Regions from separate parts of the Homo sapiens genome. Here regions 1 and 3 are each linked to region 2. A link is a contact called in ENCODE Hi-C or POLR2A ChIA-PET data. All regions are on one chromosome and are shown on one strand. The core of a region is the stretch at or near the end of the contact, and the rest is flanking DNA. Distances in the headings are between cores, read along the strand shown.

Region 1 (2,700 bases), core at 70-2,569, 110 kb after region 2:
GAGGGCTTCCCAGGAGAGGTGACTTTTAAGATGTGCTCAGAAGGATGACTCAAAGTTGACCCAGACTTCTTGAGGGAGAGAAGAAGCCTTCCTGGCCCCTCAACAACCCAGATTGCTCAGCCACAGTCAGACAACCCATGCCACCAGGATGTCACCAAGATTTGACAACCGAGACTCTCAGACACTCTCTCTCCCTGGCACACATACACACTCGTACACACGATGACAGCCATGGGACGGCCAGGCAGCTGGACGTCTTTGTCCCCCACTCCCAGCCTGATGGCCACCCCATCAGTCCTTTGCTCCTTCACTCTGCTTCCCATCAGTCCCCTCCTTCTGGGAGTCACAACTCCCTGGGTTGTGATTCTGGCTTCATATTCACTGGCCATGTGACCCTGGGCACATTACTCAAGCTCCTGGATACTGCTCCTCCACTGTCAGTGAGGGTCATGATCCTCCCTGCCTCTCAGGGCCACAGAGAAGGTTAAGGCTCATAATTCCCGTAAAGCACCTTTGCAGCGCCTGTCCCTCCACAGTGGCAGCTCTTCTTAGCACGGTTGCTGTCACTATCATTCGCTGTGGCCTTGCTCTGGCCCCACCCCCATGCCCCTCCTTCTCCCAGCCTACTGTCTCCCCACTTCTGCCTGGGCCTCCTCTCTCTCTCCTCTCCCTCCTTCCAGAGCCTGAGACCCAGAATTCCTGAAGGGCTGGGGACAGGGAAGGGGCAGCCAGCTCCCCAAACAGAAATGTCACCTGCTTGGAGTCCCCAGTGGAGGGGTGGGGTGGAAGCTTTCTGCTCAGCCTTGAGAACCCTGCCCTAACCCCCCACAGAGCCTGATACAGGCTCAAACCTGCATCAGGTCAAACCACCCCCACAGAGACAGAGCTGGGTGGGTTAGGCCGCTACCTGAACCTGGGTCGCTGTCTGCAAGCCAGCCAGGGAGGGGACTGGCCTCACCCCCTCAGAGGGGTGAAGATGCTCTGGGATCTAAGTCCACACTGAGGACAGCGGGAGGTGGAGAGCACCTCACGGAGGGGGGTTTGAATCCCGGGGCCTCCTTTACTCCTCTGGATCATCTTTGAGAAGTCGCCTCTTCTCTCCAAGCCTTGGTCTCCTCATTGGTAAGATGAGGCTGGACAATTCCTGCCTACCACCCACTCAGGGCTGTTGGGAGAAACAGTTGAGAAGAGGGCAGAAGGGAATCCTGTCAAGCCTGGGAACCAACGCCTTTCCGTCGCCAGTTGAGCTCTACGTTTTGGCCAGCAGATGGCGCGATAGAAGCGCCAGTGTCTCCGTTCCAGGCCCCGGACATTTGTTAAACGTGGCGAAACTGTTACTCAAGATCCCAAACTCTAGAGCTGATGGATCTCAGATTCTACCCCCTTAAGCTGCGCGCGGTGGCTCATGCCTGTAATCCCAGCACTTTGGGAGGCCGAGGTGGGTGGGTCATGAGGTCAGGAGTTCAAGACCAGCCCGGCCAACAGGCTGAAGCCCTATCTCTACTAAAAATACAAAAATTAGCCCGGCCTGGTGGCGGGCACCTGTAATCTCAGCTACTCAGGAGGCTGAGGCACGAGAATTGCTTGAACCCGGGAAGCAGAGGTTGCAGTGAGCCGAGATTGTGCCACTGCACTCCAGCCTGGGTGACAAAGCGAGACTCCAAAAAAAAAAAAAAAAAAAAAAAAGCCAGGTGCGGTGGCTCACGCCTGTAATCCCAGCACTTTGGGAGGCCAAGGCCGGTGGATCACAAGGTCAGGAGATCAAGACCATCCTAGCTAACAGGTGAAACCCCGTCTCTACTAAAAATACAAAAAATTAGCCGGGCGTGGTGGTGGGCGCCTGTAGTCCCAGCTACTCGCAAGGCTGAGGCAGGAGAATGGCGTGAATCTGGGAGGAGGAGCTTGCAGTGAACTGAGATCCAGCCACTGCACTCCAGCCTGGGCGACAGAGCAAGACTCCGTCTCCATATAAATATATATATATATATATACCTCCTTAATAGCAATGTGACTGGGTAAGCTACTTAACCTCTCTGAACCTCAGTTTCCTCATCTGGCATCCCTTCTTCTGGGGTTGTTGGAAGATTGATTTTCTCCAGGATGCAGAGCGCAGCGTCAGTGCTCAGTGACATGACTGGTACAACCCACTCAAGGGCGAGGCTGCAGCTCCGTCTATCCCCGCTAAGCACCCCTGGTTTCAGCCACACCTCGTGCCCACTCCAGCCAGGCCTCCAGGTTTCACTCACACCCTCTGCCCTCTGACTGGAATGTTCTCTTCCTCCTTGTTTCATGATTTCCTAGGAACTTTGAGACTTCTTGGGTTTTTCCCTAATTGTATTTTGAAAACTTTATCCAGGTATTACTTATAGATCATACAATTCACTCACTTTAAGGGTACAAGTCAATGATTTTCAGTAAGTTTACCAAGTTGTGCTCGAGATTTGATTTTTAAAATCCTGCATCTCAAATTCTACCTCTTTCCTGAGTCTCAGACCATGTGTTCAGCTGCCCCTTGGCTGTTGCCCCTTGGCTGTCCCCTGCCCCGCCAACTCAGTACATCCCCAGCCGGATCCATCACTGTCTTCCCTTCCCTTCTCCTCTCCCATGTCCCTTCTTGGCCAGCAATCCCATCCTTTTTCTCTATGTTCTTAGCACTTTGTTCGAGACCTGGCACATAGTAGGTGCTCAATAAAGGTTTGC
Region 2 (2,700 bases), core at 52-2,551:
AACTGCCCGCCCCGGCCAGAATGATGACGGAGAATGCCAAACACATAAGTGCTTTTTCATCGTTGTACTTCCACTTAAAAAATCCTGACAACTGAGTTCAAGACCAGCCTGGCCAAGATGGTGAAACCCTGTCTCTACTAAAAATACAAAAATTAGCCAGGCGTGGTGGCGGGCGCCTACAATACCAGCTACTCGGGAGGCTGAGGCAGACAATTGCCTGAACCCGGGAGACGGAGGTTGCAGTGAGCCGAGATCGCGCCACTGTACTCCAGCCTGGGCGACCAGAGCAAGACTCGCCTCAAAAAAAAAAAAGAAAAAAAAAAATCCTGACAACCACCAGACTGTCTCCTGGAGACCAGAGAAGTGAGTGACAGAAAGATGAAAAGGTACAAGAACGCGTTTAACTTAATATTCAGTTTGTACAATAAACAACAAAAACTAGTTAACTACAATTAAAAATGGTTGTCCATCACTCGAACAACGAGAAACGGTAGCTCTTACCTTCCTATTAATGGCCAAAAGGAAACCTAGCTGCGACTTCCAACCCCGGGCCCCCGCCTCTTTTTCAATTCCAACCTAAGTTTTCAGGAGTATGCTTAGGTGACGCGAGGCTTTATTCTGTTTTGAAAGGGATTCACTGAGAAAGCGAAAGGTCCACGCTCTGATATCCAGCCGGAGAGTAGTAACCGCGTCTCCGAGAGGCGCGGACCAGACCGCGAGTCCAGGCTCCGCAGCGTTCGGGCGCCCGTCTTCTCCTCCCAGCGAACACGCACCCGCTGGGGAGTCCGCGCCGCTCCGCGGGGAGCCGGGCACCAGCGCAGGCACCGGGAGGCCAACGAGGCGGCGGCCAGCGCCCTCCCGCCCCGGGCACGCTCTCCCGCAGGAAACAGCTGGCTCGGGACGCCACGGAGCGCCTCTGGGAGGAAGCGCTAGGCACGCGGTGTCCGCACCGGGCGCGCCCCCATCCCGGGCCCGTGAGGGAGGGGGAGCGGCCGGGGCCCCGCGTCCCGACGCCCGACGCACGGGGTCCCAACGCGCGGGCAGCGGTCAATGGCCGCGAACTTCACGACCCCAGCCCCGCGGGGCCTGGCTCAGGGTCCCAGCCCCCGAACCCCGCCACGCTCGGGCCGCGACCGTTACGGGGCCCTCACCGACCCAACGCCCATCCCGCTACGCGCCGCCCCCTCGCTTACCTTCTTAGGGTCCGGGTTCGCGGCCAGGCGCGCCTGCAGCTTCTCCACAACTTGGAGCGCCGACTCCGCCGCCATCGCTGTCACTGGCGCGGCCTCCTCGCCGGAACTGGGCTCGCGTCGCGTCCTCGGGCCGCAGCTCCGCCCTCCGTGCATCCCCGGCGGAGACGGAAGCGCGCCTGGCCCCTTCCGGGCCTCGGCTGGGGTGTGTGGGGGGCGGTGGGCTGCAGGCTCCGCCCCCAGGGCCCGCTCCCCAGCGCCCACCCGGCGGCCGCGCACTCCTCGCGCCCCTGGCCCAAGTGTGCGCGCTGGGGGCTGGGGGCTGCTCGGGCCGTACGCGCCTCCGCCGCCGGCACCCCCGCTCCCTGTGCTCGCGTGCTGAGCCCAAGCCTGGAAGACCTCTCCAGGGTCTACTTCAAGACGGAATGAGGCCACCGCGCCAGACCCTGGCCTTATAAATGCCAACGCTTTCTCCCGCCTGGGGCTTAGCCACACCCTAATCAACACCTTGTCAGGGGTCCCGGGCTGGTGCCCGTCCTAGGAGTCCGCAGGCACCCGCGGTAGCAGCCACCCTAGGCTGAGCACACGATGCGTCAGTAGTTAGACTATCTTTTCCAGCCTCAGTACAACCTGATGAAACGAGTTGTATGATCTTCATTTTACAGATGAGGAAACTGAGGTTCAGGGAGACCAAATTAACTTGCAGATGGCCGCAGGACAGGAAAGAACTGAAAATGGAACCTGAATCTAAGATGTCTAGGACCATTGTGAGCGCACATTTCTGAACAGGTCGAGGAATTGAGGCCCAGAGAAAGGGATTTTTCAAAATCCAAACAGCTTAGTTCCTTCCATGAGGCAATAATAGCCCATGTGTCTTGTTTTCCCCACAAACAGTGTCTGGCACATAGGCACTAAATAAATACTTATTGCATGAATGTATAGATAGATAGATGTTTCCTCTGATGACTTGCCAATGAGCCGTATGGCTTGATTAGAAGAGCCCAAGATATTATTCTTCAGGCCGTCTACTCTCATCCTAAAAGCACTAAGTTTTACCATTACTAATACTACTACTAAAAAGAGCAACTAAATAGTTGCAAACTCACTTAAAGTACCAGCACTGATTACATCTCATTTGATCACATCAAAGCAGAACCTAATCAGATCTTCAGCAGCAAATTGGCAATGCACCTAGCCTGATCTCTCCCTCAAAGCAGGAAAGCCCAGAGATTCTTCCAGATTCTAGCTCTGGAAGAAAGAAAAACATCTTAAACACAAGTTGTTTCTTCAAATGAGCATTCATTCACTCACTATGCTGAAAAGCCCTCTCTACCATGTCCCTACTCCTCCATTTGGCGCCCCTCCCCCAGTTCCCTAAGCAACTGACCACCTTTTCAGGGTGTAAATGGTCAGTTTATTTATCTGTCTTGCCACTGGGCTGTTTATTTATCAAGTACAGTAACCGACCTGTCCAACTTTGAATCTCTGCCACCTAGCATCATCTAGACCT
Region 3 (2,700 bases), core at 196-2,695, 120 kb before region 2:
TGAGACTTCTTCTTCCTTTTCTTTTTCTTTTTTTTTTTTTTTTTTTTTGAGACCGAGTCTCACTCTGTCGCCCAGGCTGGAGTGCAGTGGTGCGATCTCGGCTCACTGTAACCTCCACCTCCCGAGTTCAAGCAATTCTCCTGCCTCAGCCTCCTGAGTAGCTGGGATTACAGGCGCACCCCATGCCCGGCTAATTTTTGTATTTTTAGTAGAGATGGGGTTTCACCATGTTGGCCAGGCTGGTCTCAAACTCCCGACCTCAGGTGATCTGCCCACCTCGGCCTCCCAAAGTGCTGGGATTACAGGCGTGAGCCACCTTGTCTGTTCAGAGACTTCTGACTTCCGTATTTCCCTCGCTAATGGCCTCACCTCCCGTTTGAGTATGTGCAGCATGTGCAAATTGCAGAGGAACTGGGGAACTTCCCTGCCAGGCAATCCTGGGTCCTCTTGGCTCTCCACTTCCTCCTTCCTTCCTTCCTTCCTCCTTCCTTCCTTCCTTCCTTCCTTTCTTTCTTCCTTGGTCTGGCTCTGTCGCCCAGGGGCTGGAGTGCAGTGGCGGTATCTCGGTACAAACTAAGCTATTTGAAATGCCTCGGAATTCCCAAAGAAAGCTCAGTAAATACCAGACAGATGAAACGGTCCTGCCCGCTCTCCCTCTTTCAGTACCCAGTTTTCTCTTTCCTCTCCTTTCATAACGTTTCTTCCCATCATCCCTCTACCTCCTTATTTCTGTCAGGGCTGTTAGATACCCTTCCGGTCTGTTATCTCCTCCTCCAGCCTTGTGCTACAGGACAACTCAAAAGCCCCCTATGGCTCCCAAGTGATCACTAAATAAAACTCGTGATCTCACTTCAGCCTACCCCTGCAGGATTGCTGCGGCAAAATGGACTACTCCCAGAGGCGTGATCACGGTTCGGTTCACTGCAGCCCAGACTTCCCGGGCTCAAGCGATCCCGAACCTCCCACCTCAGCCTCTCGAGTAGCTGGGACTCCAGACGTGCACCACTACGCCAGGCTCATTTTGTTTATTTTTTATAGAGACAGGCTAGTCTCCAACTTGTGGGCTCAGAGCGATCCTCCCGCCTCGACTTCCGAAAGTGTTAGGATTACAGGCGTGAGCCACTGCGTCCGGCTCAATGGACTCCTTCTTAAATGTGAGTTCTCCGCACACACTGGGCCTTGCTCACCTCCACGATTTAACCTCGCAGTTAAGTCCCTTTTCAAGGTTTTTATTCGTCCTTCAGCGAAGCGCTGTCAACGCCTCCCTGCGTCTTTCCCTTCTTGAGCACCAGAGGGCGCTCCTCCGACCCGAGGAGGAAGCGACTCGGGCCAACCTGTCCAGGTTGTCCCACCCCTTTTTCCTTCCGGGCCAATCGTTAGTCAGAGTGGGCGGAGCCGCCCGCGGGCACCTGCGCGTTAAGAGTGGGCCGCGTCGCTGAGGGGTAGCGATGCGGGCTCCGGGGATGAGGTCGCGGCCGGCGGGTCCCGCGCTGTTGCTGCTGCTGCTCTTCCTCGGAGCGGCCGAGTCGGTGCGTCGGGCCCAGCCTCCGCGCCGCTACACCCCAGACTGGCCGAGCCTGGATTCTCGGCCGCTGCCGGCCTGGTTCGACGAAGCCAAGTTCGGGGTGTTCATCCACTGGGGCGTGTTCTCGGTGCCCGCCTGGGGCAGCGAGTGGTTCTGGTGGCACTGGCAGGGCGAGGGGCGGCCGCAGTACCAGCGCTTCATGCGCGACAACTACCCGCCCGGCTTCAGCTACGCCGACTTCGGACCGCAGTTCACTGCGCGCTTCTTCCACCCGGAGGAGTGGGCCGACCTCTTCCAGGCCGCGGGCGCCAAGTGAGTGTGGTCCCGGGGAGCGGCGCCCCTTCCCGGCTCGGGCGGCAAACAGGAGGTGGGGCTGGGCGGCCAGCTGGGGCGCGCAGCTGCCGGTCGCCCCCATGACCCCGGGGCCCGCGTGTGGCCTCCTGCGGCCACAGGAGTGAGCCTGGCACACCTGATGAGGAGGAGGAGGTGCGTTTGACTGGGGACTGATAAATGAAGGTTCAGGGAGATGGCAGGCTGGGAAGCCCTGGGTATCTGCACCTGTGCACCGAGAGGGCTGAGTTAGGCCATACCTGATGTCCCTTTCAGATTGACAGCACTATCAGGACTCCAGGGTTTCAAATCAGTGGTGTGGAGCCTGGTTCTAATTCAACTGTGAACCTGGACATGTCACTTCAGCCTCCCTGCAGCCTCTTCTATGGTTGTAGAAAGGGGTTATATAAGGATACAACCCTTTGAGCCCTAATGTCTCTAAGAGGGAAAGAGAGGGGAGTTCTGGTGTGCAGTGTATTTGGGCAACAGTACAGATAGTCATTCGTTTGCTCCTCTCAATCCCTTTTACGTAGGAAGTGTCCAGGAAGGGTCTGACTCTCTCTGAGAACTGTTGGAACTTGGGGGTGGCTGGTTCAGAGAACAGAGTAGAGAGCGCTGGGGTGGGGATAAGGGGAGACCACGACCCATGAAGTTGTCAAGGCAGGGGCTTGTCCTGAAGGAGTGAGCCTTGAGAGCCCTGTATTGACAGATGTTAAGTCAGGGAGTGGTTACTATCAGCTTCTAGAAAGATTCATTCGGCTGCTGGGAGAGAAGTGGGTTGGAGAAGAGTAAAAATGGAGGCGGGGAGGTTTCCCCAGCCCCTGGCTTAGAGCAGTCTTCCATCC

Evidence for each region. A loop is a pair of places that touch in the nucleus more often than their neighbours do. ChIA-PET counts read pairs that join two places held with the same protein, here RNA polymerase II (POLR2A). Pooled maps may share reads with other maps.
Region 1: a map with no recorded cell type shows a loop between it and region 2 (3-fold over the local background). The contact joins the enhancer-like site here to the promoter of ELOA in region 2. A Hi-C loop is called at or near these places in 4 of 168 maps with a recorded cell type or tissue (B cell, GM12878, colonic mucosa and 1 more), 20 of 37 single-sample maps with no recorded cell type and 12 of 50 pooled maps. POLR2A ChIA-PET finds 5 or more read pairs at or near these places in 4 of 52 experiments (A549, B cell, H1 and 1 more).
Region 3: a loop to region 2 is called in a pooled map, with 7 times the contacts of the local background. The contact joins the promoter of FUCA1 here to the promoter of ELOA in region 2. A Hi-C loop is called at or near these places in 1 of 168 maps with a recorded cell type or tissue (astrocyte of the cerebellum), 1 of 37 single-sample maps with no recorded cell type and 8 of 50 pooled maps. POLR2A ChIA-PET finds 5 or more read pairs at or near these places in 3 of 52 experiments (CD8-positive, alpha-beta memory T cell, MCF 10A and OCI-LY7).

The regions. Positions count from the first base shown.
Region 1 is chr1:23,636,175-23,638,874 of GRCh38, reverse strand. All of the region lies in intron 4 of MDS2 (myelodysplastic syndrome 2 translocation associated), which reads right to left. Among named protein-coding and RNA genes, the nearest start is that of MDS2, 10 kb to the right of the region's middle. Within about 2 kb of position 1,319, at least 11 of the 41 ENCODE cell types and tissues checked have a DNase peak (open chromatin) inside an H3K27ac peak, as active enhancers do.
Region 2 is chr1:23,742,072-23,744,771 of GRCh38, reverse strand. It overlaps ELOA (elongin A), which reads right to left and starts at 1,301. Exons shown (of 11, transcript NM_003198.3): 1 at 1,194-1,301. The coding sequence starts at 1,268. RefSeq lists silencers at 640-1,119, 1,270-1,499.
Region 3 is chr1:23,867,035-23,869,734 of GRCh38, reverse strand. It overlaps FUCA1 (alpha-L-fucosidase 1), which reads left to right and starts at 1,445. Exons shown (of 8, transcript NM_000147.5): 1 at 1,445-1,837. The coding sequence starts at 1,449. RefSeq lists a silencer at 1,814-2,033.